Regions from separate parts of the Homo sapiens genome. Here region 2 is linked to region 1. The links are chromatin loops, found by intact Hi-C in ENCODE. Cell type or tissue: transverse colon. All regions are shown on one strand. Each heading gives the region's core, and the rest is flanking DNA. Links, peaks and the distances in the headings are about the cores only.

Region 1 (16,694 bases), core at 5,868-10,867:
CAATCTACAGAATGGGAGAAAATTTTTGCAAACTATCCATCTGACAAAGGTCTAATATCCAGAATCTACAAGGAACCTAAACAAATTTACAAGAAAAAAACAACCCCATCAAAAAGTGGCCAAAAGATATGAACAGATACCTCTCTAAAACATCTTTGCAGCTAACAAACATATGGAAAAGAGCTCATCATAACTTGTCATTAGAGAAATGCAAATTAAAACCACAATGAGATACCATCTCACACCAGTTACAATGGTGATCATTAAAAAGTCAGGAAACAACAGATGCTGGAGAGGATGTGGAGAAATAGAAACGCTTTTACACTGTTGGTGGGAGTGTAAATGGTGGAAGACAGTGTGGCAATTCCTCAAGGATCTAGAACCAGAAATAGCATTTGACCCAGCAATCCCATTACTGGCTCTATACCCAAAGGATTATAAATCATTCTACTATAAAGACACATGAACACGTATCTTTACTGGGGCGCTATTCACAATAGCAAAGACTTGGAACCAACCCAAATGCCCAACAATGATAGACTGGATAAAGAAAATGTGGCACATATACACCACGGAATACTATGCAGCCATAAAAAAGGATGAGTTCATGTCCTTTGCAGGGACATGGATGAAGCTGGAAAGCATCATTCTCAGCAACCTAACACAGGAGCAGAAAACCAAACACCACATGTTCTCATTCATAAGTGGGAGTTGAACAATGAGAATACATGGACACAGGGAGGGAATCATCACACACTGGGGCTTATCGGGGGGTGAGGAGCTAGGGGAGGGATAGCATTAGGAGAAATACCTAATATGGATGATGGATTGATGGGTGCAGCAAACTACCATGGCACATGTATACCTATGTAACAAACCTGCACATTCTGCACATGTATTCCAGAACTTAAGGATTAAAAAAAAAAAAAAAACTCTCAGCAAACTAGGAATGGGGGGAACTTCCTCAAGTTCATAAAGAGCATGTAAGACACACCAATAAAAGTTATATTTAATGGTGAGAATGAAAAAAATTAGTACTCTCAATAACTGCAAATTTATTAAATACGGGATATTAATGACTTTTTTATACTTTATTAGCAATGACATTCTCAATAGTTCAATCTAAATACTAATATATGGAGGCCTTATTTATGGTTTCAGCTAGTAACTGTGTAAGAAGTCCATATTGAGAAGGGGGTTATTAATGGGACAGAAAAAAATATTTTACTTGTACGTAGTGGTCCAATCAGTGAACTATTTTAGGAAACTTCTCATCCTAGGGTCACATAAACAGGCTCAGTAGTCACGTTGCCCAGGTTCAAATTTCACCTGTGCTATTCACTGGTCATGTAACTTCAGGCAGGCTACCCTACTTATTTAACAGCAAAATGGGTGTAATAGTACCTAATCGCAAGGTTATTGCGAGGATTCGATTAGAAAACCCAGATAGAGCAACTAGCATGTGTCTGTCATTTGGCAGAAAAGCGAATAAATGTTAGCTACTGTCATGATGCTATTGATAGTGACATTGATCATTGATATTGAAGTTACTTCTCATTTGTTTTGTTGTACGTGGAACTTTTTATTTTTATTTTTTTTATTTTTTTTGAGACAGGGTCTCATTCTGTCACCCAGGCTGGAGTGCAGTGGCTCGACCACAGTTCACTGCAGCCTTGACCTCCCGGGCTCAACTGATCCTCTCACCTCAGCCTCCCAAAGTTCTGGGATTACAGGCATCAGCCACTGCACCCGTCCTGTATGTGGAACTTTTTTTATTAGATGTTAGTAGAAATACTTCTCTTAATGGTAGCATCCATATAGCAATAAACTTTTTAAAATCAAAATTAAAAGCCTAATTTTCTGATCAAATTTTCATTTTTCCAGTTTTCCCACTTAGGTGAATAATGTCTACAATGATCTTAATGGAAAATCAGGACATTAATATCTTGCTGATTATTTGAAAGATAGTGCTAAAGATTCATTTTACTGAGTAAATTTGAGTTTACTCTCGGTTTACTGTAGAAATGCAACAATGTAGATCAAAATTGAATGACATGAGTCAGAACCTTAACATGTTTTTAAACTCTTAAGCACATATAGTGTTTGTGCGGCTGTGATATATCTGTCATCTCATTTTTATTGTTATTTATTGGTTTTTGTTTTGTTTTTTGTGGGTTTTTTTTTTTTTTGAGACAGTCTCCCTCTGTCACCCAGGCTAGAATGCCATGGTGCAATCTCAGCTCACTGCAACCTCCACTTCCCAGGCTCAGGTGATCCTCCTGCGTCAGCCTCCAAAATAGCTGGGACTAAGGCATACCCCACCACACCTGGCTAATTTTTGTATTTTTTGTAGAGACAAGGTTTCGCCATGTTTTCCAGGCTGGCCTCGAACTCCTGGGGTCAAGTCATCTGCCCCCCTCGGCCTCCCAAAGTGCTGGGATTACAGGTGTGAGCCACTGTGCCCAGGGCCATCTCATTTTTAAATTATTACAGTATTATTTCATTGGTTAAAAGGAATTCCTATGGGCCAGGTGTGGTGGCTCACAGCCGCAATCCCAGGCATTTGGGAGGCTGAGGCAAGAGGATTGCTTGAAGCCAGGAATTCAAAACCAGTCAGGCCAACTTAGTGAGAACCCATGCCTATAAAAATAAAAATTAAAAATTAAAAAAAAATTATGATTTAGAAAATTGCATTATTTATAAGGTGTAAATAATGCTCCATATAGCATTGTTTCCCAGAAATCCATTTAACACATTTTTTGTTCTTTAAAGTATTCATTCTTTACCTGCCTCATAATATCTTCATGACTATCAGATATGTTTTCACTAAAATTTTACTGAAGTTAGTTTAATGAATATCTACAGTCTCTGAGGGGAAAATTCTGTACTGTAAATCATTGTTTCTGAAACTGATCCTTGGAAGCTTTTCAGGGTCTGAGAGTTCTCTGTGGATTCTTTTTTAGTGTCATGTGTTTACTTAGATAAAAATAAGATAATTAAAAAAGAGATTGAGGATCATTTGAATGATCTTCTAACTGAATACTACCGCTCGGTTTTTCTGCTTGGGTTTGTGCTTGTATTTATGAGTACACTGTCAGCAAGAAGTACTGCTTTGTCATTGCCTAATGAGAAAGGAACGAAAATGTACTGAGTACCAAAATGATTAATCTGGGCCAAGTAAAGACAAAAACGGTATCATGGCAGGTTACACAAAGATTTCCTTATTATCCAAGCTTTTAAAAAGGTGGTAAAATTGAGCCATTATAAGATTTTATAGGTACATCAAACCCAAAGGATTCTATGCTATAATAGTATTCATAACAAGCAACAATTTCCTTTCAGCCACGTATCTATTACATTAAATATATGTCTCAAGTTCATATTCTATTGGTTTGTAGTTTTGTACATTTATGTTAGATTTATGGTCATATAGCAACCATTGGTCATATGTTAGATTTATGGTCATATAGCAAGCATTGGAAGTTTAAATCTAACTTAATATTTATACATATTTTAATAATACTGTAATAAAAAAGTCAACACTGAGCAATCTTTAGAACATTTTTTGAAATGCTATTATAAAACATTCTAATTTCTGTAGCTACATAATTTTTCATTATTTCATTTGGATTGGATTTTAAAATGTCTTTTTAAACCTATTTTTCCTACTGCTTATTACATGTCAAGCACTGTTCTAATTGCTTTTCGTGTGTTAATTTGTTTGTTTATCACAACACCATCCTTGGAGGGAAGTTATCCCATTGTGCAGACGAAGAAACTGAACTATTGTAAGAATAAGAATAAGAAATCTGCCCAAGGTAGGTCAACCAACAAGTAAGTGGCAGAGTAGGCATTCAAACCCAGGTATTCTGTCTCCAGGGCCCATATGCTTAACCTCTAAAGTATATTGCCTCTATCATTTATATGCCATTGATGATCTATAATTCCCCTGAAGTTATACAAATACTGAAAATGATTTTCTCAAAATCTTATCCTTCGTGGTTTTTAAGGTAAAAGAACGTTTGATTGTTCCTTTAAAAATTCCATTAGTCTCACTTTTCAGGAATTTGTCTCCAGCTTCCTAACATTTCCTAAAATTGTTCCCTGGAAGTAAAAGTACTGCTTCTTTTCGAAATGACCACTTATTTGAGTACTTCCTTGCTCCAACAATGTCCATCCGCAGTGTCCTCAGATGTCACCCAAACTATTCTGAAGACAAGGTTAATTTTAAGGGGATTTCAGAGTCAATCATATAAACAGTTTAAAAGTGGGATAGAATGGAGGGAAAGTGCAAGCACTGAGTGTATTAGATACCTAATATGTTACAGCTCTTTTAGAATTTGTCTAGCCAGCTTTCCGGTTTTTGCCCCCCAAAAAAGATACCTAATAAATACACACTTTTATACAGTTTCATTGGTTTGGAGGACTTTATGATGACAAGCAAATTCAAAATCATTACACTGAAGACTCACAGAGCCAAGTAGCTAATATGTCAACTGTGTCAGTCAGGATCACATTAGGAAACGGAAATCACACTCAAATTTGGCATTTGTCTCTTAAGGGATTCCTTCCAAAGGAGTGGGTGGGGTCTATGGAAATTGCACCCCTAGTACTAAGAGGACATCTTTACCATTCTAAGCCTGAAGGGGATGAAAAAGAACAGTCATGAGAAACAAAAGGATAGAGTCCTGTGGAGGGAGCCACCTGACTGAAGTCACAGCCTTTGGTAGAAAGAAGCAGCCAGCCAATGGCGACCCCCTCAGGGAGGTGGCAAGGGGATGAACACCTGCCCTCTCTCTCCTCCTTCCCTTCAGCTCTTGCTGGGACTCATATTGGCCAAACCAAACCAGCAGCCAAAGGCCAACATGGCTCATTGAAGTAGCACATACTTCTCAAACTCCTGGGGCACAGGGAGCATGAAGAACTGCAGACGGGGGATCCAGAGGAGCAAGCAAAAAATATCTAGGACCAGCACTGTGGTTGCTGTTAATATTTTATAATTAATCATCAACCCAAGCTGCTTTATCACCAAATAGTTTTTTTTTCCTAAAGGTCTCCATACCTAGAAATATTCCTTCATTTCACATAGCAGAGAAAGATCTTTTTCACTAATTCCTTATTTACCCCAGTCACCCTCCCAGTGAAAGTTTGCAGGCCACCCTATCTAAAATCGTAAACCCTCAATATGTTTTATTCCCTTCTATTCTATTCACTTCTGCATCCCTGCTGCTTAAGATAGGCCTGGCACAAAAAGGTTCCCCAAATGTTTTAGTAATTAATTGTAATTAATTAATAATTAATTGCTTACTAGCTGTGTCACCCTGGAAAAGCTCCTTAACCTCTGTGTGCATCAATTTCCTCATCTTAAAAATAGGAATAATTAATAACTACCCCATAAGTTTGTGATGAGGATTAAATTAGTTAAAATATGGAAAGCACTTAGAACAGTGCCTGGCAAATCAAAAACACATGAATGTTAGCAAATGTTTCACTGAAAACCCTTGAATTCTAATTTTTTATTTATGTTTGAGGATAAAGTACTAGTGGTTAATTTGTCTCAAAGAAAATAATAAAAACTTAAGTTGTATCAACTCTAATATTTTTCTTCCTGATAGTTTAGTTGTATCTAATTTTAAAATACACATACAAGGTATTCACAGCACATAAACCAATTTGATTGTTATACATGCATTTTTCCATGTGCATACAGATTTGTAATTTTTTTGTCAAGGCTGAAACTAATAAATAAAGCAAACAGGAAAAATTCCTGTCTTTTTCTTTACTGGCATACTGAAAGCAGAAATTTGTCAAGTAGAATCAGTCTATAGCAATTGTAATTGTTTAAGCAAATTTGACTTGTGATGACATTCTCTTCCACTATTTAAAAGCAAGTGATCATGACCATACTGTTACATATTTTCCTTAATTCATTTTTGTTTAGAATTAAACTTTCTTTATACCAAAAAAGGCATAAAATTTGGGGTGCAGTTCAGAAAATAGTTTTACAGAAATTAATGATCTAATTCTCTCATCAAAAAAAAAATAGCATTAGCCAAACTTATTACAGTCTAACATTCAAGAATTAAAAGTTTTAACCACCCCAGGACTTTTAAGAGATTTAATATTGAGACTATGCTTATTTTAATGCTGAGGTCTTACCTTTTTTTCTTCTGTATGAGCAACTTACAGATGACTAACACACATGAGCTAAGAAAAGCACAAATAAATTGTCTCTTTTTCAATAGTTCAATAATTTTTTCTGCTGAGTTACATGTACCTATAAAAGCTGACTTGTTATCCTGAACTATAAAAAATAAAATGCATTCTTTAATTAAATGAGGTATTTTATTATTATCAGCCAAGGAAAACAAAACAGCTATTAAACTAAAATTACTATTTTATAAAGCACTATTGCTCTTAGAAGTATTTGTGTGAATATATACACTTCAAAGGAGTGAATCTTCTCATAGAAAGAAGAATTGACAAAAAATTTTACGTTAGCATTATTTCTGATATTCATTCAACAAGTAATTGGAAATAGCTGCAGATTTACAAAATTTCTGAAGACAGAATAATCATCATTTTTTAAATCCAGGAACCCAAACCATGATCATTCTTTTGACTATGAGAAATTTACAGCTACTTAACATCTTATTGTGGGTTTCTTTTCCTGTCTTTTCTTTTCATTCTTTTTTAATCCCTTTTTTCTAGTAGACATAATTACAATTAATAAAACAAACTGACAAAATTATTATTATAGTAACGTTTTTAAGGACTTCTCTCATAGCCTATTTTTATTTCTCCTAATCCTACAACCCTTTCTCAACTTTATTGTCACTCTAGAAACATTAAGGACCATTAATTGAATCAGGACATTCATGATACTCTTAAAACACTTTGTACCCTTATATAGGGTTTCTATCAATTTTGTCCAGTTTAATGATGCCTTAAGATGACTCTTTATGCATGCATCATTCATCCATTTAAAGCACTGCTCTAGGTATGGGAGGGATATCTGCAATGAATATGACAGACATCTTACCTCCTATGCTCACCGACATGCCTTATTCCTTCCTTGCTGGCTCAATGAAAATAATAATAATCACCAATTATTGAGCACTTATTAGGTAAATTTACTGTTGTGATGTGTGTTTCACAGAATTATCTCTTTAATTCTCACAACCTAACCTGCTTAAGAGATAGTTTAGTGCGCTCCAGTTGATCTCCTAGCTCTGCCATTTACTAGCTGTGTTGCTTGGGCAAGTAATCTCACCTCCCTGGATCTCCATTCTTTATCCACAAAGTTGAGATAATAATAGTATTTTCTGTTTGTCTGTAAATCAGGGAGCAGAATCATACCTAGCACAGGGATTCCTGTAAATATTAAATTAGTTGATGTAAATAAAGTGCTTAGAATAGTTCCTGGCTTGGTAAATGTGAGCCATTATTACAGGTATTGTTTTATCAATTAAGAAACTGATACATTTTAGTAATTTTATCATAATGACACAGCAACCAAGAGATTGGGCTAGCATCTCTAAACCCTGGTCTCCCTCCATGAATGTCCAAGTGAGGTGTTAACTGTACCAGCTACCAATTTACAACAGATTTTGCCCTCTCGGGAAAATAAAAATATAAAAAGAAAAAATATTGCTCTCTGAATGAAGCTAATTAGAGGCTCTCTAAACAGTCGGCTTTGCTTGAATATAATAGTGAAGGGAAATATTAAAGATTTTCAAATAACTTATTGAAAGAAAAAGAGGGAAGAAAAATGGCAGAGCATTTAGAGTTAGAACAGACATGAACAATACAGTAGCAGGAAATTCCTCTTATTTGCTATTTAATCAACCTTCATAACGTAGGTATTATTAGACACCTATCACAACATGCAAAAGGAAAACAGCAGACTTCCTGGGATTGAACATCAGACACAAGTAATTCAAACTAGAGTAAAATAAACATCGTTAAAGCATAACTCTTGCTTTTTTGCCAGTTCTGGCTGTCTTGATCCAGTATTGTAACATTTAAAGAATATTAATCAGTCACACTTAAAATCAATTTAGGAGATTTTTTATTTCTTACCAGTTTGTGGATAACAGTAAATGTGGATAATTATGCTCAGTTTTAAAAGGTGGAAAGTGATTTCACTTCTAGTCATATTTTCCACATTACTTCTGTAGAAAAATAATTTCTGGAACTCTGAATGTCAGCCACCACTGTATTATACCACAATGCCCCTATATTAAATTAAAGCGTTCATTCTCAACAAAAGATTTTTTCCCTAATGCTTTGAAGATCATGAGCTATGTATTTCCAGAGTATGTACTAATAAACTGCTTAATATTACATATATTTAAAAAACAGGGTATTTCATGGAAGAAGAACAAAATATAGATTATTTTGTTCTCTTCGTTGATAAACATTAACAGTGGGAATGGATGACAGGGTAAGTGTTATCCCCAGCGGATAAAATGGTAGAAGAGATAGCTAGAGCATATGAGTGATGCAATCAAGAAGTAAATACAAGTCCGCCAAACACATGAGGACATTATTTGGAGACTTTTTGCTTGCATATGTTCACATAACATTTCAGCTGAGTAATGCAAGACTTTAACTTATGCATATCTGTGGGATAGAGGAATCTCTCAAAGAATGAAGAGAGACTTTATTCAAAAGTCTACAGTGGAAAATTAGTCTTCACAATGGGCTTCCTTTACAGAAAACTACTGGGTTGGCAGTATATATTCTATCACACATGGTTTTCTAGGGTTTGAGTCAGCTGGTCCAACTAGGAATAACAATTACAGCACTGTGCAACAGTAATTGCTTGCTGTGGCAATATTGAAGCAAAGTCGTGTGTCTCCCTCCCACCCCAGGAAAAAATTTTTAACAAAAGGGTATGACTATGACATCTTTGACTACCATGTCAATGTTCATGAACAATGTTTCAGCATACATAAATGAAAGGCAGCCACATGAAGAGCAACATTACAATGTAAGAACTCCTAACAAATGTGCCTGTGGCATCTGGATAAAGAAAGAAGAGAATAAAGCATACTTGAAAAGAATTTCACTCCGGTCAAGATTCTATTTTTGGAGTGAATGCAGTAAAGATTTTGATCAATGTAATAATACATGTTGAGTATGAAATGAATAAAAGTACCCTCCATACATATAAAAATAAATTTTGGATGAAGAGCACAGGTGGGAGATATAAGCAATAAAAAAGAGAAACCTTTTTATTCTACTGGGGAGATAACGGATTTATTCTGGGTATATAATATCTGAAATATTCAATCCTTAGGACAAAATCAATTATGAAAATCATTTGGCAGCACTTCTAAAACCAGTATAGGCATGACCCATGACCCAGCAACTCCACTCATACACTGTCCATCAGAAAATGTGTACAAGAATATTCATAGCACTATTTGCAGTAGAAAAAATACAGGAAACAACCCAAACATCAATTCAAGAACAGGACAGATAAATAGTGGTGTATCTACACAATGATGTTCTAAAATATAATAACAATAAATGAGCTTTTCTTTTCACCACTAAATAAATTAATCTTACATATATGCTGTATGATTCTATGATCCTATTTATATAAAGTTGAAAACAGGCAAAGCTAACCTGTAGTGTTAGACTCTGAATATTGATTGCTCTTTTGTGAAGTGCCGTGATGATATGAGGGGGTTTCTGGAGAGCTGAGAACATTCTGCTCTTCCATCTGCATACTGGCTACACAAGCATGTTTGCCTTGTGAAGGTTCATCAGGTTCTTTTCTAGCATTTGTCCACTTTTCTGTTGTGTATTATACTTTCATTACTTAAAGTCATATAAAGCAGACTCTGGATTCCAGCCTGACTCCATGTCTTACTAGCTGCATAGCCCTGAGCAAATTAAATAACCTTTCTTAGCCTCAACTTTCCAATTTGTAAACAAGGATAATTATAGCACCTACCTCAAAGAGTTATTATAATTTCATAAGCCAATGAGCCTGGCACAACATCAGCATTCAATAAATGTGAGTTATTATTATTAGTTAGTGCACGTCATGAGGCAGAATGAGTCTTCATCGGTGAGCTATAAAATAAAACAACCTGAAAGCTAGAGTAGAAAGGTCATCAGAGAGAAGGCTCATGGCAAATCATATAAGGAAGAAGACCACTTCAAAGCAAAAGCCCTTAACAATGTCAAGTGCTGAAGAGGGGTCAATGAAGATCAGAAAAAAGATCTGGCAATATAGAAGCCATTGGTGAGCTTTGCTGAGCAGATCAATTTGAGTTGGGGCAGAAGTCAAGTTGTAGCAAGTTAAGGTGTGAATGAAAGGTGAAGAAATTGAGATGTCTTTCAAGAGATTGATAATGCAGAAGAAAAGCAGATTGACAAAGCAAGGTCCAAAAGGAGGTGACGAAAAAAAAAACAAAACGCAACATAGAGTTATCTTGAGAAGGGAGAAGCACATGTCTTCTTGTGTGCCCAGAGGAAAAGAAGAAAGGATGAGTGCAGATGCTGAGCCAAGTAGGCAGGTAGAAAGGATGTTGCAGGGCATTCTTACCAGATGGTTTCAGTTTTCTCAGTGAAGAAAAAGGCAACCTCATACACTAAGAGTGAAGACAGAATTGGCAGGATAGAGGGCATAATGAGATTTTCACAAAATAGATAAATATTGAGGGAATGGGAGACACCCTAACCAGAAAACAAAAAATATTGCCAGTGTCTGCACTCTCATGTTCATTGCAGCGTTGTTCACAATGGCCAGGGTATGGAATCAATCTAGGTGTCCATCAATGGATGAATGGACAGAAAATGTGGTATGTATACACAATACAATTCAGCTTTAAAAAAGAAGGAAATCCTGGCATTTGCAACAGCACGGATGAACCTGAAGGACATGATGTCAAGTGAAATAGGCCAGGCACAAGAGGGACAAATGCCACATGATCTCCCTTATGTGTGGAATCTAAGAAACTTGAACTCACAGAAGTAGAGAAGTAGAGAATGGAATGGTGGTTGCCAGTGGCTTGGAAAGGTGGGGTGGCTGGCGAGATGCTGGTCAAAGAATAAAATTTCAGATAGGAAGAATACATTCAAGAAATCTATTGTACAACATAGTGACTATAGCTAATAACAATGTATTATATTCTTAAAAATTGCTGGGAGTACATTTTAAGTGTTCCCACAACAAAAAAAAGGATGTGAGGTAATGCATATGTTAATTAGCTTAATTAACCATTAGCATTAGGGTACTTATTTTAAAACAACATGTTGTACACAACAAATATGCACAATTTTTCTCTGTCAATTAAAAATATGTATGTAAATAAATAAATATTGCCAAGTAGTGTTGAGGTCCCAGCTGTGCTGTGAACCATGGCTGTCATAGCACCAACCCACAAGCTTATGTGATCTCTGGCAGAACTTTGCATCTCTGAGCTGTTCTTATAACACTTTTTATAAGTATTTTTAAGATCCCAGGTGTAGAGAGAAGACAGATGGTTAGACTGATCTGGGATAAGTTTTTTGCACCTTTGGTGCAAAGAAAGGATTCGTAACTTCAAATGATGGAAACTCAACTCAATCTAGCTTAAACACATAAGAAAATTGATTGGGCTACATAATAGGAAATTTCAATATGTAGCTGATTCCAGAAGGTTAACTTTTGTCATTGGCAATCTGTCTTCTTCTCCATTTCTTGACTCGGCTTTCCTTTCTATTGGCTTCTTTTTCAGGCAAGTTCTTCCTTATCAGTGGCAAAGGAGAACACTTGAATCTTAATCTATTGTTACAATAGCTATTCCTCACCCCACTCCTCCACCCCCAAAAAACAGAACACATCTTTCTCACTAGCTTCAAAAATTATTACAAGAATGACTCCTATGGTACCTTCTGGGATCACAGACTCCTCACTAAGTCAATCATTGTAGCCAGGAAATAGAGTACTCTGGTTGGCCACCCCTGGGTTGGTAGGCAGGGTCAGTCTCACTCAAATCACATGGAAGGACTAACAGTGCAGAAAGGATTCCGTCCAAAAGGAAAAGATGCAAAGCTGGCAAAATAGAAAAAAAAGAAAAGCTCAAAAACATATCATTTGTCCGCATTCATTTTGCTTTCCAAGTAGCTCCTTTGCATTCATTCAGATTAAACATTGTCATTTAATACTCACACCTGACTTTGTACTTTTTATATTTTTTAATACCAAAACTTAATCTTATATTTTTCACTTTCTTATCTACACATCCCCATCATTTTATTTCTGGCTTCACATCCTCTGTTCACCTAAACTGAAAATAGTTATTAGTCCTCACCTTTCTTAAATCTTTTAGTGATCAAGGTTGTTTCAATACTTAAAAAGCAAAGCTGTTTTAAGATTTCAATAAATTCAATTTAATTAATTTATTAATCATTCTCAAAATGGTGGCGAAGAGGGCATCAAACTTCCTTTTCAAAATACCTCAAATGTAAGATGTGACATAAAGTAAAATATGCAGTTATCCTGCATACAGGTTATTATTCCACACATGTTTTAGCAAATATATATTGACAATATAAATGGAATTGACATTAAACAGGAATTAATACACATTGGACCTTGGAAACTTCTGCTTAGAACTCTTTAATATTTTCCATTGCTCTGAAGGGAAAGACCAAACACCTTAACATGATACACAGAGCCCAGCCTGGTTTAGTCCCTGGTACCCCCTTTCATGTTATACCCTGCCATGAGCTCTCTCCACTGCAGCCTCGTTAGCCTTCCTTCACTTCTCCCTACATGCCAGACAACCTCCCTCCACAGAGATAGCACATAGGCTCTCATTTTTGCCAGGCAAGTTTTTTTATTCCCCATGCTGCTCAAAATTCCAATTTCTAGAGAAGCTCTCCCTGACCTGTCTGACCACATCAAACTAACCATTAGATTAATTTTTTATCTTCATAGCACTGTACTAAGTACTTCTCCTTGATATGCCTTGCCACTGCTGTGGCTTTACAGTTGTTTGTGTGATTACTTGATTATAGCCTGTCATACTCACTGCATTATAAATGCCAAGGCAGGGACTGTGTCTAAGTTTTGCTCACTGTTGTAGCCCTAACACCCAATACATTGCCTTGCACATTGTGGGTGCCCAATAAAATGATTATATATTGAACGAATCGATTTATTCTTGACATAAAAAAGAAACTCTTTTTAGTTGCTCCCTTTGCTTCCCAAGAAACAAAAATATAAGAGAAACTACAATAATTTTTTCACTGAAAGCTGAATTCAGGTTTCCACTTTGACAATAAGAAAAATTATAACTATATACTTATTAACATTTATTTTCTAAACATTGGCTGTTTGTAGATGTTTGACTGGATTTTTTTCCAAGCCATTTTTTGGGAGACAACATGCCAAGTGATGTTTATCTTCTATCCACTTTTGCCAGGGAGCTATTCACAACACAAAAATAAAAATTCATGCATAATGAAAATTCTAGACCTTGGCCACTGCTTAGCACTGCTTAATTATGTGCGGTATAGCTGTCTATTTGATAGCAGATGCTATATGTATCTTGGCATCAATATTATTGTTTCTGTATTACCGATTCTCCATGAAAAACATCTCTTCACTTTGTATCCTAGGGGACTCATTATCTCTCCAAGGACAGATGGAGATTTATATATAAAAATTGATAATGACCCTCTTTGCTAAATTAAAGATGTTGGCCAACTCTTTCTTTGGAAACTGTCCAATTTGCATAATTGCATATGCCTTTCTAAATTTCCCCTGAAGCTCCAGTTGAATAAGGTGTTCCTTTGCATTTGCATGTTGAAAGGCTTAATTGTGCTGCATTAAACAGCTGCCCCCAGCTGCAGCCTCAGACCTGGCTAGTATTGGTGAACTTTCTGTGTGTTGGCAAATCACTTTGAGAATTTTCCAATCAAGCAAAGCCATTAGTATTCATGAGCTTATATGAGCAAAGTATTTAGATTTTGTGCAACACCAGTTAGCTGCAGTGAACATTCCTAAGGTAACTTTCCTACAACGCTACTCAATTAGCGTTAACAGCACATTTGATAGGGCTTGCTTACTAAGGATTGTGCTTATAATGGCATTAAACATAATAATCAGAGAAGCACAGTGTGAGTAGGTTTTATTTTTCTTAGATCTACCAAAGATTCAAATTGAATGTTATTTAATCTCTAATGTAAATAAACGAGAGGGCTGAAGTGGAGAATAGCCTCTTGTTCTCCAAGGTCTATTATGGCAATAGGCACCTTCTGAGAAAGCAACCAGATGTAGCTCCTAGAACAAGATTGACTGAGGTTAGTGCATGGAATCAGACTACCCAGACTTTAAACAATCTCTTCCCCAGAAGCAACCAATAGGCTGAACCAAGAGCCTCTTAAGTAGCCTAGAACAAAAGTTTAGCACCAAGAAAAGCATATTGGCTGGTGGCTAACAACTTTATCCGTTACTTTGGCTAGGAGATTTTCATTCATTCAACAAACATGTACTGTATTAAGGGCCTACTCTGGGTAAGGCAATGTGCCAAGTTCTGGAAACATTGCAAAGTGACAGTGGTGTCCTATACTCTTGGAGATTACTAGTAGGGGAGTCAAACATTAGTCAAATAATCACATAAATGGGAATACATTTACATTCTAACCTATGTGCTATGAAGAAATAGAACAGAAGGCTATAAGAGCCTCACCTACATGAGAGACTTAAGGAAAGCTTATCTGAAAAAATGAGGCTTGAGCTGAGAACTGGAGGAGAAGTAATAGCTAATCAGCTGAAGAATGAAAGAAGAATATTTCTAGTAGAGAAAACAGCGCTGTGAGACTCTCTGTGAGTCCATTAGGAAAACTAAGAAAAAAAATCAATGTCACTGGATGTACGAATTGAGGAAAAAAGTAGAGTAGAGTAAAGGTAGGCCGGAGACATAGGTAGAAGCCAAACCATAGGAGCCCTTTGAAGGCTCGCTTCATAATTTTGGCTTCTATTTAAAACAGCAATGGGAAGTCCCTAAAGTGATGGGAGTGGTGCATAGAGAGGAATTAACATACTTAAAGTTGCATTTGAAAATATTGCTTGCTTCAATATAATAAATGGATGAAAGGAGGAGTGGATATGGGAAAATCAAATAGAATGACTTATAGGAGTCCAGCTAGAGAAAATGGTAGTATGGGCTAGAATCGTAGCAGTAGTGAAGGAGAGAAGTGAATGGATTCACAGATATTTAGGATATAAATTTGACAAGATTTGTTGATTGATGAGGTTTAGAGATGATAAACTTGAGATCTTTTTGAGAAACCCAAGAAAAAATATTCAATAGGCAGTTGAGTGTAAGGGTCAGGAACTCACAGGTCTGGTCTGGAGGTATAAATTTGGGAATCATTAGTCAATTGATGAAAATTGAGCCATGGATATCAAAAATACTATCTAGAAGAGAGAATATGTAATAAATCCAGAGGTGCACCACTCAGCTCTACCTCCACCAAAGGATTTGATGCCCAGATTGATGGAGAATGAAATCAGCAGACAGCCTCCAGCTTCCAGCTCTTAGCTCTTTCAGGATATACCTTAGCTGGGAAAACTCCACACAGGACCTCATTTCTTTTCCGGGGACACCACATCTAATGAATGAACATGGCAGGAATATGAAGGCCTGGCCACTTCAGTCAAATGTGGGATGAACCTATGATCCAGAATGTCCCCCAATGGCCAAAGTTTTGCTAGACTTGCATCAAATTTCAACTCCTTTCTCATCTCTATGCTTTCCTTTGGCAGGTATTGATTCATAACAACCATCTTGCACCCTAAACTCTATGTCAACAATATTTTACCTAGAGAAGCTAACCTATAACAGAGCATAAAATGGAAAGAGGAAGAAGCTTACAGACCAGCCATCTGCAAAGTAAAAGAGAAGGAAATGCTAGAAAGTAAGAAGGAAAACCTGGATAGCATGGTGTTTTGGAGCCAAAATAAACACATCTCAACAAAACAAAGAGTGCTGGGAGATTAGAAAAAAAAATACTGGAAAATGTCCATTGGACTTAAATCATGGAGGTCATTGGTGACCTTAGCCAAAGTTGTTTTGGTGCAGTGCCAGGAACAACTGCCAAATTAAAGAGGATTGAGGAGGGAGTTTGAAGTGAGAAAATGGACTCACCAAACAATGAGACATCTTTAGAAAATTTAGATTGAAAGAAATGGGAAAGATAGAAAGGAGTTGAAAGATAGAAACATAGAAATTGGGAGACAAGGAAGGTTGTTTTTTAAGATGGAAGAGGCATGAGAAGATTTAAATGTAATTGGAAATAATCCAGTTGAGAAGGGTATGTCGAATAAATAGAAATGGGGGCAGGGAGGGAGAAGAAACTGATAGTGTAAGGTTGATAATGAAGTGAGAAGGCATGAGCAGACAGTTTCCAAAGCACAGGTGGAGGGATTGGGCTTAAATGAGAAGGATACTCCCTAGACTAAAATAGGAGGAAAAGAGAAGAACATGAGTCCAGATGGAACTGTATGGATTTGCTAGCAGGAAGCTGAGGGAGTTCCCATCTGATGCCTTCTATTTTCTTCGGGAAGTAGGAGGTGAAGTCATCTGCTGCAAATGAGGAGGAGTTAAGAATATTCGAGGTTTGAATAGAATGTAGAATGTTTAAAACAATTGTTGTAGACAGAGGAAGAGAATTTACCAGAG
Region 2 (16,694 bases), core at 5,238-10,237, 72 kb after region 1:
ATTCAAAGTCTCCTAGTTGGGCATCCTGATTTTGCTAGGTTTCATTTATTACAACTAATATAAACCACATCAAACTAGCTTAAGATAAATGGAGAAATGTTATATAAGAATGCCATGGTGTCTTTAAAAAAAAATGAGCAGAAAAACAGCAGCGCTATGAAAGAGGGCCTTTAGCGGGCCCCAATCTTTCCTGTCCCTATCTACGCCCTTCTCGATGACTCAAGGAGCTGACGCATTTATGAAATTGTGTCCTTCCAGAGTCTACATAGTCCCTTCTACAACATGATGTGGGTACTTGAGGCCCCAGAATTTTCAGGAAGAAAATACCTGAGTTTATTCCCAAGGCCTGCACTAGCCTCTTCCCTGGGTCTGTCTTCCCAAGAGCAGACTGTTCCATCAGTGTGCCCCTCTGGTCCCAAAGCATAGTCAAGGGGCAACTGTATGGGGGGATTGTGGATGGTGCTTGGATAGGATCCTGAGGTGTCCATGTACATGCAGTGTGTGGCCCTTAGTGGTACTTGATGGAAAAGGGAAAAGACCACGTGGCATCTCTCCCCCAAAAGTCACTTTCCATTGTAAAATTCCAAGGGGTCACAGAGTTTCAAATGTTCAAACCTCACCTCCTACGTAGTTATAAAATCTATTTGTCAAGATATAAAGATAGAAAAGATCTTATTTTGAATTGGGTGTGGTGGTTCACGCCTGTAATCCCAGCACTTTGGAAGGCCAAAGGGGTGGATCACCTGAGATAAGGCGTTCAAGACCAGCCTGACCAACATGGTGAAACCATCTCCACAAAAAATACAAAAATTAGCTGGGCATGGTAGCAGGTGCTTGAAGTCCCAGCTACTCAGGAGGCTGAGGCACGAGAATGACTCGAACCCAGGAAGCAGAGGTTGCAGTGAACCGAGATCATGCCACTGCACTCCAGATCATGCCACTGCACTCCAGCCTGGGCGACAGAGTGAGTGAGACCCCGTCTTAAAAAAAAAAAAAAAACTTATTTGTAGTTTGTTTTCTTAATTTATGGCCTTTCAAATATTTAAACACAGTTATGAGAGCCACCATTTGTACTCTTGCTCCTGGTTCGATTAATGTTAGGGATCAGACATCTTTTCTTTTGCAAAGGCAAGCTATGTCCTCAGCTCCAAGATAATAAGCAAAAGGCTCAGTCACAGGTAGAGAACAAATTCCAGTCTCTCAGCCCTGCTGCTAAATTCCTGAAAGAGAATCAGATTGGCTCAGCTTAGGTTGAGAAGGGGAGGAAAGCTCCAATCCTGGGTCCAATCAACTTAGTACTTTGGAAGTGGGTCTTTTCATAGAAATAAGACTATTAGGAGAGGGAGACATTCCTGCTGTAGAATGAGCAGTTCCCAGAGAAATATGGCAGGATAAGAGTCCCTACTGAATATTCAACTCCACAGGTAAAGTAAATGCAAGACTTATTTCTCTTATTTCCATGGGGAAAATTGGTAAAACATAAAAAATCAATATATTCCAGTTAGAAGACAAATTATAACATGCTTTGTTAGTCTTTTATAGTTGGCTTTAACAGGAACAATAAGTACAAACTATAGTGGAGAGGAAATTTCTTCTGCTAAAGAGAAATTAAAGTTTTATTAATATAACACTCAATCCTTATCTTCATATATTTTAAGAATTGATCGGTGTGCTAATACAGGTCTAATAATTTTTTCCTTATTAGAAAATCAAGCTACAGTGTTAATAAAACATTCCATTGACTTGTTCTTCCAAATCTCCACTGTTTAAAAAAAAAAAAAGTAACAAACCTAATAAGGTATACAATGTTCTGTTATAAAACACTTGCCAAGCCTTCTAGCTATAGCAGAATGAATGCAGTTCATAATTGAGAACTCTAACAGTCCTATTTGAAAAATACAAAGATCTGGAAACTAGTATTTGCTTTGGATACAAGAAAAACATGTAGAGTAACACTGTTTCAGCAAGATTATCTCCAAGTGACAGTATCAAATATGGAAGGACTGAGAAAGTTATATTTTCAACTTTTCTGAAAAGGAAAGCCTCATAAAAAGAAGAAAGGCGCACATTGTTGCCATTTCCATGTATGTTTCTTCACCTCAAATAACCTACTGTTACTGTTTATACTTAAACTGAAAGGCCCATCTATTATGCCCAAGTCTGAAGCTTAACCTCCTCTATACTTCATGCAGACAAAACTTCTGCTGATCTCATTTGGCTCCCTAGACAATATACAACCATCCAGGAGTCATCCACAATTCCAAACAAAGGATTATTTGCTCAGGAGCAAACCAAGGGGCCATAATTCCACATCTACAAGGGGCTTATGGGGAGTAATTTAGGTGTAATGGGGAATAGAAATTAGCCGGGTGTGATGGCATGTGCCTGTAGTTCCAGCTATTGGGGAGGCTGAGGCAGGATAATCGCTTGAACCCAGGAGGTGGAGGTTGCAGTGAGCCGAGATTGCACCACTGCACTCCAGCTTGGGCAACAGAGTGAGACTCCGTCTCAAAAAAAAGAAAAAAGAAAGAAAAAAGAAAAAGAAAGAAATGTGCTCTTAAAACATTTTTGCTTGGAATATACAATTAAAGAACATTTAGATACTATGAAGTCCCTCAAACGTTTTAAAGTCTAAATATAAAAATGTTCTCATAAGTCTAACCACTAGTAGCAAAAGAGGCAATTCCAACATATTGTATATATTGATATTTTAAAAATATTATATTACTTAAAGAATGTAAATAATATGGTGATTTAACACTACCATCATTCATTTTTCTAAATGTCAATAAGTTGCTCTTTAATAGTCCCTTTTGCTCCTTGAATTCATGTTTCCTTTTCACTCCCTCACAGAATTGTACGTTAATATATTTTTGTGCTTACACCCTCACATTGATCACCTTCATCATATTTCTTTGCAATAAAACTATGTATATAAATTGAAATTATGTAAATAGGTTTTTCTCTATGATCTCAATGGTCTAAGTGTTTCATTAAAAATCATCTGGTTATTATATGTATTAGCCATAAATCATTGCAAATATCATAAAGTATTGTACATTTACAGTATTATAAGATTGGAGATGGGAGAGAGGTAGTAGACCTTTCGAAGTTTAGTGGGACAAGGGCAATTGTGAAAGGGAAGACAATAAAGAAGTACAATGGCTCTTGACCATGGGGAAATTCTCAGGCAGTTCAATTTTTGAAATAATAAACATGAAAGTTAAAGTTATATGTGTCCAAGTGCTCCCCTGGGAATAATTCTTGTAACCCAAGAATGTGCATATTTTGTTTTGAAGATCTTTGGACTGGCTGAATTTACTTAAGGCTCTATTTGAATAGTAAGAACACTCCTTTTAAATTGTTAGTCCCAGTGGAAAAATTAAAAATTGTAAAAGATGCCTTATTGAACACTTATGAGAATCTGTTTGAAAACATTATTATTTTTATTTGGACTTGCTGGGGAGAGAGCTGGTAGTAAAGAGGAACTGAAACTATCTTCCTGCCACATCTATTCCTCATAGCCACCGCTTGTCATTACTTTCATTTGTACTGCAGAAGCAATTGGTTCTTTCAACCTTCTGGGGGCCCTAAATTGCTCAATGATTAGTCTTCTCTTAGGAAAGTTGTATTCTCTTTCATCTTTGTTTGCAACTGGACTCAATCCATATCTGTTTTGAAAACTTTACTGAAAGAAGTAAAGAAGCAGCCAATACATTCCAACATCTTGAATTTTTTTTAACCTTTTCTTTTAAAGCTATGGCTTCCAAGAGCATTTGGTCTGCTTTCCAAGTTATTGTGGATGACAGCTTTCCAAATATTTTTCCACAGTATAATAAATGTGGACAGCCTTCCAGATGATATTAACTGTGTTCTTGTACCCACTGCCTGGCCACTCAGTCAGTGCCCATTTTTAGGTTACCAAAACCTGTCATTTTTAGGATACAGGTTCACTTGCTATAATAAAACCCCAAAATAACAGTGGTTTAAGCAAAATAGTTTATTTTCATGTAACAATCCAAGTTTAAGCAAAACTTGGCTGGAAGAGCAGCTCCTTGATATTGGGGCCCAGGCTTCTGTCATCTTGTTGTTCTACTGTCCTAAGTAGTTGCCCATGTCAAAAAATGTTCAACACCACATCCACATCCCAGGTAACAGGAAAGAGAAAAGATAAATTGAAGGACATATCTCTCCCTTTTAAAGACATGACCAGGGCCAGGTGTGGTGGCTCACGCCTATAATGCTAGCACTTTGGGAAGCTGAGGTGGGTGGATCACCTGGGGTCAGGAGTTCAAGACAGCCTGGCCAACATGGTGAAACCCCATCTCTACTAAAAATTACAAATATTAGCCAGGCATGGTGGCAAGCACCTGTAATCCCAGCTACTCAGGAGGCTGAGGCAGGAGAATCGCTTGAACCTGGAGGGTGGGGGCTGCAGCAAGCCGAGATGGCACCATTGCACTCTAGCCTAGGAGACAGAGCAAGATTCCATCTCAAAACAAACAAAAAAACAAACAAAAAATGACCAGAAGTTGCATACATTACTTATGTTCATATCCATTCGCAAATGTTTGATCATATAGCCACACCTACCTGCAAGGAAGGCTGAGAAATGTCATTTGGTAGGTGGCCATGTGTCCCAGCTAAAAATTTGACTGACTACATACATGGAAAGGGAGAGGGATTGTATATTGTGGGACAAATAGCTGACTCTATTTGCTACAATGTCTGTCAGACAAAGGTCTAATATCCAGATTCTACAAGGAACTTAAGCAAATTTACAAGAAGAAAACAAGCAACCCCATTGAAAAATAGGCAAATGATATGAACAGACAATTTTCAAAAGAAGACATACATGTGGCCAAGAAACATGTGAAAAAAAGCTCAACATTCCTTATTATTAGAGAAATGCAAATCGAAACCACAATGAGATACCATCTCACACAAGCCAGAATGGCAATTATTAAAAAGTCAAGAAACAACAAATGCTCGAAAAATGCGAGCTTGTGGAAGATTAGGAACGTTTTTACACTGTTGGTGGGAACGTAAATTAGTTCAACCATTGTGAAAGACAGTGTGGCAATTCCTCAAAGATTTAGAACTGGAAATACCATTTGACCCAGCAATCTCATTACTGAGTATATACCCAAAGGAATACAAATCACTCTATTTTAAAGATATATGCACACGTATGTTCCCTGCAGCACTATTCACAATAGCAAAGATGGGGAATCAACCCAAATGCCCATCAATGGTAGACTGGATAAAGAAAATGTGGCACATATACACCATGGAATACTATGCAGCCATAAAAAGGAATGAGATCATGTCCTTTGCAGGGACACAGATGAAGCTGGAAATGATCATCCTCATCAAACTAACACAAGAACAGAAAACCAAACACCGCTTGTTCTCACTTACAAGTGGGAGCTTAACAATGAGAACACATGCACACAGGGAGGGGAACAACACACACGGGGGCTAGTTGGGGGAGGGTGGGGAAGGGGAAGGAGAGCATAAGGAAAAAGAGCTAATCCATGCTGGGCTTAATACCTAGGTGATGGGTTGGTTGATAGGTGCAGCAAACCACCATGGCACACATTTACCTATGTAACAAACCTTCATACCCTGCACGTGTACCCCAGAACTTAAAAATAAAATAAAAAATGCCTGCCAGAAATATTGTATGTTTTACCTATATAATGCCCAAAAAATCATTTGGACTCCTCTAAGTTACTGCAATCACAATAGCTGTCACTTCTTAGGGGCTTGTGATATTATCTGTTCAGTGATATTTCTTTCTGACAAGGCTGAGAATTACTCCTCAAATAATAATTCAGTATAGCGTGAGGTGGTTATATATCATATCAAAAGAACTGCTGAAAGTAGGTAGATCATTGTTCTCTCAAAAGAACCATGACTTGCTTAAAAGGACACTTAAGGAAATATCCATTTTTCTCAAGCTTCTCTTTAAATGACACTGTTATGTCAAGAAAGCCATTTTTCTCCCCCACCTCCTTCCTTTTTTCTTTTCCTCCTGCTTCTCCTTCCTAGATCCGTATCTAACAAACAGTTAAAACGTATCTGATTTGTGCCAGGAACTTTCAAATACTATCCCACTGAAGCCATATAGCAATTACATGAGGCAGAAATGATTATCCCCAATCTACAGATGAGGAAATTGAGACTTAGAGCTTACTGAATAGCTCAAGATCACATCAGTAAGTTATACAACTACAATCCGATTCCAATTGTATTTCCCCACTACACCATGGTAGTGGCTTGTTAAAAACTTCCAGGGAGCCCTACATCTCTGTTCCAGCCTAAAACAGGTGATGTGTGTGATGAAGTAGCTTTCTGTGGGAGTGTCAAACATTGCAATCCAATAGATCAAGAAATGACAAAGTGTAGCAGGTGTGAAGAGTAATTGTAGACCATATGGCAGGTACTGCTTGCTGTCATTCAATATGGATGCATTCCTTCTTCCTTAGTACCAGAACCTCTGATTTAGCTGGGCACAAAGCTGACCAACTCATTTGCACCTATACAGGACCAGTATAAGCAGAATTTTTCTGTACATCATATATAATAGAAAGTATTCTTAAGGGAAAGAGGCATGATCTCCTATTTATGAAAGTTGGAATGTAAACATGATTTTGGAACATGTTATGGGTTAAATTGTTACAACCTCCTCCTTCCCCACAAAAAAAGCTGAAATCGTAATCCCCAGTACCTGTGAATGTTACCTTATTTGAAAACAGGTCTTTATAGGTTTAACCAAGTTAAGAATAGGTCATTATATTTCCAGAAGAAGAAATATAAGAAGAGGAAAATTGAAACACACAGGGAGAATGCCATGTGAAGACACAAAGACAGGCACAGAGGGCAGATGATGTGGAGAGACACAGACAGAACAAAGTCATGTGATGACAGAGACAGAAATAAAAGCAATGGATCTGCCAGCCAAGGAAATCAAGGAATGCCAGCAAAGAGCATAAGCTAGAAGAGGCAAAGTAGCAGCATCTCCCACATTCTTCAGAGAAAACCTTGGTGATGGCAAGGCCTTACTGAGAGGTGACACTGTGCTGGCAGCCCTCCCTCGCTCTCGGTGCCTCCTCGGCCTCAGCGCCCATTCTGGCTGTGCTTGAGGAGTCCTTCAGCCCGCCACTGCACCGTGGGAGCCCTTCTCTGGGCTGGCAGAGGCCGGAGCCGGCTCCCTGGACTTGCAGGCAGGTGTGGAAGGAGAAGCACAGGCGGGAACCCGGGCGGGAACCAGGACTGCAGCGGTGCTTGCGGGCCAGCTAGAGTTCCGGGTGGGCGTGGGCTTGGCGGGCCCAGCACTCGGAGCGGCCGGCGGGCCCTGCCGGCCCCAGGCAATGAGGGGCTTAGCACCCGGGCCAGCAGCTGCGGAGGGGGCGCCGGGTCCCCCAGCAGTACTGGCCCACCGGCGCTGCACTCAATTTCTCGCTGGGCCTTAGCTGCCTCCCGGCGGGGAACGGCTCTGTACCTGCAGCCCTGCCTGAATCTCCCCCCTCTCCCCGCCGTGGGCTCCTGCGCCGCCTGAGCCTCCCCGACAAGCGCCGCCCCCTGCTCCACGGCATCCGGTGCCATCGACCACCCAAGGGCTGAGGAGTGTGGCCGCATGGTGCGGGACTGGCAGGCAGCTCCCCACCTGTGACCCCTGTGCAGGATCCACTGGGTGAAGCCAGCTGGGCTCCTGAGTCTAGTGGGGACTTGGAGAACCTTTATGTCTAGCTAGGGGATTGTAAATACACCAATCAGCACCCTGTCAAAACGGACAAATCCGCTCTCTGTAAAACAGACCAATGAGCTCTCTGTAAAATGGGCCAATCAGCAGGATGGGGGGGGGGGGGCGGTGCCAGATGAGAGAATAAAAGCAGGCTGCTGGAGCCAGCAGTGGCAACCCTTGGGTCTCCTTCCTCTGGGTGGGAGCTTTGTTCTTTCGCACTTTGCAATAAATCTTGTTGCTGCTTGCTTTCTGGGTCCACCCTGACTTTATGAGCGGTAACACTCACTGCAAAGGTCTGAAGCTTCAGCTTGACTCCTGAAGCCAGGGAGACCACAAACCCACCGGGAAGAAAGAACAACTCCTAGAGGCCCCGCCTTAAGAGCTGTAACGCTCACTGCGAAGGTTTGCAGCTTCACTCCTGAGCCAGGGAGACCATGAACCCACCAGCAGGAAGAAACTCCCAACACACCCGAACATCAGAAGGAACAAACTCCGGACAGGCCGTCTTTAAGAACTGTAACACTCACCGCGAGGGTACGTGGCTTCATTCTTGAAGTCAGTGAGACCAAGAATCCACCAATTCCGGACACATTACCATTGAACTTTCAGCCTCCAGAGCTACGATAACAAATTTCTGTTATTTTAAACCACCTAGCTTGTAGCACTGTATTTATTTAGAGTCAGAGTCTCACTCTGTCACTCAGGCTGGAGTACAGTGGCGTGATCATAGCTCACTGCAGCCTCAGTCTCCCAGGCTCAACTGATCCTCCCACCTCAGCCTCCTGAGTAGCTGGGAGTACAGGTGTGCACCATCATGCCTGGCTAAAGGTATACATATTTAACATATATATTATATAGTATATATTATATATCATTTAATACATAATATATATTACATATAATCATATAGTATATATAAATATATGTTTATATTTTTAAAAAAAATAGAGATGGGTCTCACTATGTTGACCAGATGGGTCTCAAACTCCTGACCTCAAGCAATTCCCCCATCTTGGTGTCCCAAAGTGCTGGGATTACAGGCATGAGCCACCACTCCTGGCCTAAAAATCTTTTTTTGTAGAGATAGGGGTCACCTTAGGTTGCCCAGGCTGGTCTCAAACTCCTGGGTTCAGGTGATCCTCCCGCCTTGGCCTCCCAAAGTGCTGTGATGTGATTACATGTGTGAGCCACTGCACCTGGTCTGTAGGACTTTATTACAGCAGCCCTGAGAAATGAATACAGTGTCCAGTCATCTTGGATTATGAGATGGCTTGCTACAGATGTCAGAACACAAGATACGGGCCTTGGTGACTTCCTGGAATACAGCTCTGGATAAGCTCTCGTCTGGGGAGGTTTACATAATAAAGAAACAAGTTAGAGTCTTGAAGCAAGTGTCATTTAGGGTTTCTATTACTCACAGATAAACCTAATTCTGATACAAGCCATATACCTCTTCTACTAGGTGCTACCAAAGGCTGTGGCACCTAATTCTAGTCTTCATTGACTAGCCTGGTTCTCCACTTATGTGGAAATTGTTGGAAATTTGATAAAGCTAATTATATGTTCTAGCTTTGCCAAGGAAGACAGTAAAATTAAGATAGTTGTTTAGGATTGCTGGAAACTAGAGGCAAATGCCTCCAGGGTTGAAATCATGGGTTATTATGATTAAAAATGATACTTGCATAGCACAATGGATGAAAGCACAGACTGTGATATCAAATACCCCTGGAAACCAATTCCAACTCTATGCCTCACTAGCCATCTAAGTGATTTTGAATAAGTTATTTCACATCTCTACTCCTCAGGTTTCTCATATATAAAATAGATGATAAAAAGGGCATGTTAATGAATTGCTTAATTTATGATGAAAAGCATGAGTGAGATGATGATAATGACCTTATAGACTGAAGAGGGTATTAAAGGAGAAATATACATAAAGTGTTTAAAACAGTTACAGACACATAGTAAGTTTCTGCCTGTCACCAGTAGAGGGTCTTGACTGCAAGTTTTCCAAGTTGTTGGCGTTTTGAACAAAGAACTGGACAAAACGCCCAGCAAAGCAAAGAAAGAATGAAGCAACAAAAGAACAAAAGCAGAGATGTATTGAAAATGAAAGTACGCTCCACAGTGTGGGAGGGGCCCCAACAGCTGCTCAAGGGCCAGGATACAGAATCTTCTTGGGTCCAAATACCCACTAGAAGTTTCCCATTGGCCACTTCATACTCACCTCATGTAAATGAAGTGGTAGCCCGCAATCAGTCTGATTGGTTGCAGAAAGCAGCCAACCAGAGGCTGAAGTGAAATTATAAAGTTCACACTCCTGTGCAAACATTGCTTTTTGCAACCAATCAGAGGCTAAGGTGAGTTACAAAGTTATACCTCTATGCAAACAAAGACTCCGCCCGCAATCAGTCTGACTGGTTGTGGACAGCAACCATTCAGAGGCTGGAGTGAAGTTACAAAGTTGCAAACGAAGACTGGCAGTATGATTTGTTGCCGACAGCCAATTTCCCATCGGCCGCCCAGAAAAGATGGGGGGTTTGCAAAGGGAGTAGCCTCTGGTCCTTTTGTTACTTAGGCATGGAAAGTTAGGGTTTTCCTTTCTTTTTAGTTCTAGGAAGTCGGCAAGAAACAGCCTTAGGTTCCCTGCCTCTAGACCCTGTTCTCCTGCCTCATTCCCACCTAGGGCTTTTGCACATGTATTTCCATTGCCATGGTTGTTCTTTTAACATCATCAGACCCCAGCAAAGACACACTTTGTGTCTGGTTAATTCACATTCACTCTATAATCTCAGCTCAAAGTTCATCCCTTCATAAAACCCTGTCTTGGTCTCCCCTAAAATTCAGCCGCATATCACTTTATGATTTTTTATCATAGCTATTAGTAAAATTTGATCTAGGATAATTATTAGTGTTATTATTTGCTTGATTTCTGTCTTAACTTCTAGGCTAGCACTACTCACAGTGTGGTCTCAAAGCTCACGGGTGCTTGTCTGCGAACTATTTATTACTCATCATCCAGGAGATAAATACAGAAACTAGATTAAGTATTTAGAAACTTGTAAAACAATTTGACATAGTATTCTGAGCTTGTATTTTGTATGTTTGATTTTTTTGTTTGTTTTTCTAAAAACTCATTTTTATAAAAAGCTAGAAAACATGTCTACAATAATTTTTTAAGTTTTTAACTAATCTTTCATTACAGATTGTTCAAGAAGCTTGGTTTAGGCCAAGGATTAGCAAACTCTCTTTGTAAATGGTGAAATAGTAAATGTTTTGGGATTTTCAGGTCACATAGCCTCTGTTGCAACTATGTAACTCTGACTTTGTAGCATAAAAGCAGCCACAGGTAATACACAAAAGAATGAATATGGCTGTGTTTCAATAAAACTTTATAGTCAAAAACAGATGGTGGGCCAGATTTGACCCACGGGGTGTAGTTTGCCAACACCTGTTACAGGCCATAAACTCCTGAGGGCAGATATCTCATTTGTTTTATTCATCATTGTCTTTCAATGCCTATGACATCCCTCACATAATGGGTATTCAATAAATATTTATTAAAAGTTAGTCTAATCTCTAAAAGGGGTGCAGAACTTGCTTGAATTGACATGGAGGTCATATGTCCAAGGCCACCAAGCCATGGATGACCATGAAAAGGATGTTAACTGCCTGGTTAGTAAGATTTTTTTTAAACTATGGATGTTCTAAGGATCAAATACATTCTGGGAAGCAATGATAATCACCAGTTGCTTGAAGAAAGAGGATGTTGGCAATTGGCTGGGTATTAAGGAAGCTGTGAGAGTTTGGGTTGATGATACCACAGGCACATGAGGAAGGCTGCAAATTCTATTTCAAGGCAGCTCTGAGCCTGGTGAGTAGGTAGCACAAGCAAAGCTTACCCTCCTGGAGAGAAAAAATTATGCACAAGAAGTAGTCATTAAAATTAAGTTGTGTCAGACATGCCAAAGGAATACTGTGGTGATCTGATCCCTTTATGAATATTTGATGAATGTGTGGAGATCACAACTAGTGGGCAATGGAACAATATCGGAATGGTGGTAGATAAATGGAAGGAAATATTATCATGTTAGAAACCTCAGAAAAAGTATAAATAATGGCCGAGTTCAGCAGAGAAATCAATTACTCCAAGATGTCCCTTCTCCAAAAGGCCTATTTCACTATGACAAAAAAAAATGTGTATTCTTAATATTAAACATATGGTGAATTTAAAAAAAAAAAAAACTTCAGAGGACCCTGAGATCAAGTCCCAAATCATATGATCTACATATAAGGTTCTTCATCATTTGATTCCAATCTATCTTTCTAGTCACATCATGCCAAGAACCCTTTTCCCAACATAGTATATGTTTCCCAACATAGTATATTTCTAGAACCACACCAGGTCATTCACTGTTTCCCTTAACATGCCCTGCAGTTTCACAGCTTAGTGCCTTTGCTCTAGCTATTCACTGCCCTACAATGCCTTTCTTTTCCTCTCCATCCAGCACATTCTTATCACCCTTTGAGACATAGTTCAAACATCATTTATACTGTTGAAGCCTTCATGACTCACTTATCCAGGAGACAATTTGTCTCTCATTCCACTATGATTTGCCATTACATTATATCCTAATTATTTGTTTGCATGTCTGCCTTTGGGCTGAGACAGAGAGGCCCTTGAAAGCTACTTTTAATATTCTGTTGCTTAATTAAGCAAATTGACAAAAATGCAAATAGCTCGTGATGCCGCGTTTAAAGCAATTATAGCAGTATTTTGTTCTGCATACTATCTTACTGTTTTCCTTCTGCATTGACTCCCTCACAGCTAAATCTATTTTGCTACTTTAGGACCCAGATACAGAAAACATCCCTATGAAAGGCTGATAAGCTTATCTGAAGAAAAAAAGAAAGAAAAATGAAAGAAAGGAAGGAAGGAAAGAAAAAAGAAAAGATGAAAGAAAAAAAAAGAAGTGGGGGGTGCCAAGGTTGTATACCGAAATCCACAAAGAACATTTAGAGAAATTTTCAATGCCATGTGCATTTGGTTAACTTGCATTTAACTTTCCAACACAATGTACTTTCAGTCATCATACTCCAAATTCAATGCATTTCCTTAGGAAGCAAAACAATCTATTTTTTTTCTCTATGGACAGAATGTTTTTGGCAACTGAAACTTGACACATAATAATGTTAGTTAAACCCAATTTCTAGTTCTTTCAAAATAAATTCCCAAATATTGTGTTTACAATAGAGTTAGGATCCCAGAGACTAATAGACCCATCAGGGGACTACGAAGGAACCCAATTGGTTTCTTTTCTTTTTTTTCTTTCTGTTTTCTTTTTTCTCTGTGTTTCCTTCTTTCTTTCATTCATTCCTCCTTCCTTCTTTCTTTCCTTCCTTTTCTTTATCTCTTTCTGCCTTTCCTTCTTTCTTTGTAGTCTCTATGAAATAGTTTAATAGCAAAATTAAAGACAAAATTTAAAAGCTGTTTGAGGTTTCATGGAACGTACTCAAAAGTTGTTAGCACCAAAATGAAACAAGTTGGATGTTGCATTTAAATATACATCATTCTGAACTTGAACTTTTGACATTTTATTTCATAATAAATTTTGAAGAAGTAGACTCATTATTCTCAAGTTTTTCTCATTTAAAACAGATATCAAGGTACAAGTTTTCATTTGGTAAATCAATCTGACCCCTCAAACAAAGTGAAATCTGATACTAATTTTCAAATGGCCATGCTTATTCAACTATTTTCTGAACAAGATGCCCTGTTAGACATGGGGAAAGACAATAAAAAGTTAGTCTTACATGTCTTGAGACTCTACTAGCTATGTTCCAGTCAGCAGCAGGAAAAAACGAGGGAGTAAGGGTTGGCCTCTAGTAAGAGACTCATCTACAGAAGTGGGGCAGACATTCAGATTCAACTCAGCTACAGAGATGTCCCAGTGAGTTGGCAATAGTGAGTATCTGGAACATTGCAACAATTTGGGGTAGCATAGGAAAGTAGTTCCTCAGGTGGTCTTTACAAGGAAATAAGTCACAGATGGGGTCTTGCTGTTGCCTAGGCTGGTCTCAAACTCCTGGCCTCAAGCGATTCTCCCACCTTGACTTCCCAAAGTGCTGGGATTACAGGCATAAGCCACTGCACCTAGCCTGGAACACTCTTAATCATGAGATGCCTAGTGACTATAGATCAGTTTCCCAAGAGTTTACAGAAAAGTAAAGAGAGCCAGTAAATCAGGTCAGTAGTACCAGCGAAGTCAGACAATTGATGCAGTCATAATCTAAATCTCTAGTATCAACTAAGAGTAAGGCAAAGTGTCAGGTTTTCAGAGAATAGACAAGTTACATACAGTGACAGGACCCAGCTATCAAGGTGGATAACCCATCATTAGAACTGAGGCACAAAGTCAGAAACCAATTTAGGAACAAAAATCATGATGCTGCATCATAGAATTCTTTAGATGATTCTTGCCTCTTTTCAATATTGGCCCTGAAGGCTGGAGTGAGGTTGAGGATGCCTTAGGATTCAAATGCAATGACAGGGGGTGTCAGGGAGGAGGCAGCGGGGGGTGAGGGTGGGTGTATTGCAAAAATCCAGCAAACAGTTCTGAGAATTGGTCCCTACCCTCATGACTTACACTGCAAGACTGAGAAGGGGAAGAGGTGGATGGTACTCAAGAGGAAAGTTACTTCATGGATAGACTTCATGGATATTCAGTTGGCAAGAACAAAAGCTATCCCCTACAATGAGTTTCAACACATTGCTGTTGCCTAAGGGATACAGAGTAAAAAAAGGATGGTATGTGTTCTGAGATATTTAAGCTACAGATCTGTTCAAAATAATTAACTTATATGGGATTTATGTGGACTTCAATGTATTGGACAGGATTAAAGCCTTCACAGTTTCATTGAAAGTTCTAAGTGAACTTTGGATTGATGATTGAATCTCATGTATAAATTCAGTAGTGAACTTTGCTCTCAATTTCCCTCTCTGTCTGCCTAATGAAACCTAAAGTATAAAGTTATAAGCAAATATTTATGGCTCATAGTATAGCGCGAGTGGTTCAAGAACTTGTGATATTTTTGCTAGTACTGCAAGGCCAGTTAAGCTAATCAATGGCACCAAGAAAAAAGACATATTTATGGTCAAACTTATGGCCATTGGCCATCAGGTCCAGGAGTAGAGAATAAACTCATTCCATGATAGCAACCACCAAAGCCTAGGACTATGATCCCAAAATAATCCCCACCTTCACTTTACAGCCATTATGGATTTCATCATTAGCTAATAGCTTAAATTTTAGTTCTCAATCCAAAAGAATTTTTTTTCAAAATCATACTTTCTTTTCTAACTGCGAGTTGAGACCCAAAAGTGGGTTATAAAATCAGTTCAGTGGATTGGGACCAGAAGTTTAATTAAACAGAAAAGAATAAAATAGAATTGAAAAACAAAGAAGAAAAGAAAGAAACTTTTGTTTTAAGTGTATGTGTATGTGCTAGGTCTCAATATTAAATACATTTCTTTATGTGAATTACAGTTAAAATATAGGTAAGATGTAAACGTAGACATAGATATAGACCTGTATGTATGAAATAAATGACTAGCTAATTTTCGCCAAAATACTATAACCAACCCCATGGGAGATACCATCCTCCAGACTTTTGTGCATCTACAAAAAATATAATCACAATAAAATGACTACCTTTGACAGCAGGGATAACTAAAAGTTAAAACAGATAGAACAGATTACCTAACAGATAGAACAGATTACCTAAATTTTCATGCAAAGTTTGAAAGACAAACTTAAGCCAAACTTCTTCAAACTTAATTTTCTCATGTTAAAAAAGTCAGGATAATTTAAAAGAATATCTAAGTTCTCAAAATACTTGATTCTATTCTATTCTATTCTATTCTATTCTATTCTATTCTATTCTATTCTATTCTATTCTATTCTATTCTATTCTATTCTATTCTAATTCTATTCTATTCTATTCTATTCTTCTGTTCTGCCAACCCCAAACCTGAGTATAGTCATTTGCTTGCATCCATTTCTAATATAGATGTTTCTGATACAAAATATTTACAAATGTCTTTTTCATTTTAACAAAGTTTCTTTTTTCTGCCATACAATGAATTACCATTCAACAAAGAAAATATGGAAGAAAGAAAAATCACTCTTAAGCCTACCATTTAAAGCAAATAGTGAATATTTTTCTAAGCAGGGTAAATTATTCAATACTTTCCAAAGGATTAACTTATCAGGACAAGTTAAGAGATCACAATATGTAGGGTCTTCTGTTTGACTTTTATCTTTAAGTTATAGAAATATGCTTTCTGTAAAATGAAGAGCAAATCAGTATAGCATTATAGTGTCAACCTTTGCTTTGGCAGAAATAGCCACTGATAATTTTGGAGTAGGGGTGAATGCTAGAATTCCTTTTAACTAGAGTATCAGCTGCATAATTCTCTTCTGATCTCACACTCACTTGTGCCGATCTTCCATTTTCCCTGCCCAGGCACGCAGTGGAAAGAGATCAGAAGAGAATTCTCACAAGGAGGCAGTTTGAACCTCCACTCCCATTCTGCTCAAACTCCAGTTTAAAGATAGAAATGAAATCTAAGCAGGGTGTGGTTGCACTGTGGGATGTGAGTTTGGCCAGAGCCTTAGCATTGTTATCTCATCTGTTTAACCCACTCCCTGAGCTCTCAAAGTCCTGTCTCTGATTCATTCTTTCTTAACCCTCTGAACCTTGAACACAAAGAGCTGGCATTTTAGAACTGGATCAGAGTAGCAAGTACCATCTAAATCCAGAGTCTTTGTTATGGCCCATAAGCTCCTACATTCTCAGGCCTCTGTCTATCCCTGCGACTTCCTCTCCCGCCAGCCTCCCCTTTCATGCACTGCCCTCCTTGCAGGTTTCAAACAGATCCAGC

The links. A loop is a pair of places that touch in the nucleus more often than their neighbours do. Peaks named below come from ENCODE experiments on the same cell type or tissue, not always from the same donor. Only the 100,000 strongest peaks of a DNase experiment are listed, where the experiment ranks them.
Region 2: a loop joins it to region 1, with 13 times the contacts of the local background. A loop is called at or near these places in 1 of 110 quality-filtered maps.

Annotation. Positions count from the first base shown.
Region 1 is chr12:80,056,381-80,073,074 of GRCh38, reverse strand. It overlaps the pseudogene RNU7-106P. Among named protein-coding and RNA genes, the nearest start is that of OTOGL, 35 kb to the left of the region's middle. In transverse colon, for the core only: no CTCF peak of the experiment used is centred there; no DNase peak of the experiment used is centred there.
Region 2 is chr12:79,984,166-80,000,859 of GRCh38, reverse strand. It overlaps the pseudogene SNRPGP20. Among named protein-coding and RNA genes, the nearest start is that of PPP1R12A-AS1, 57 kb to the right of the region's middle. In transverse colon, for the core only: no CTCF peak of the experiment used is centred there; no DNase peak of the experiment used is centred there; H3K27ac peaks cover 327 bases.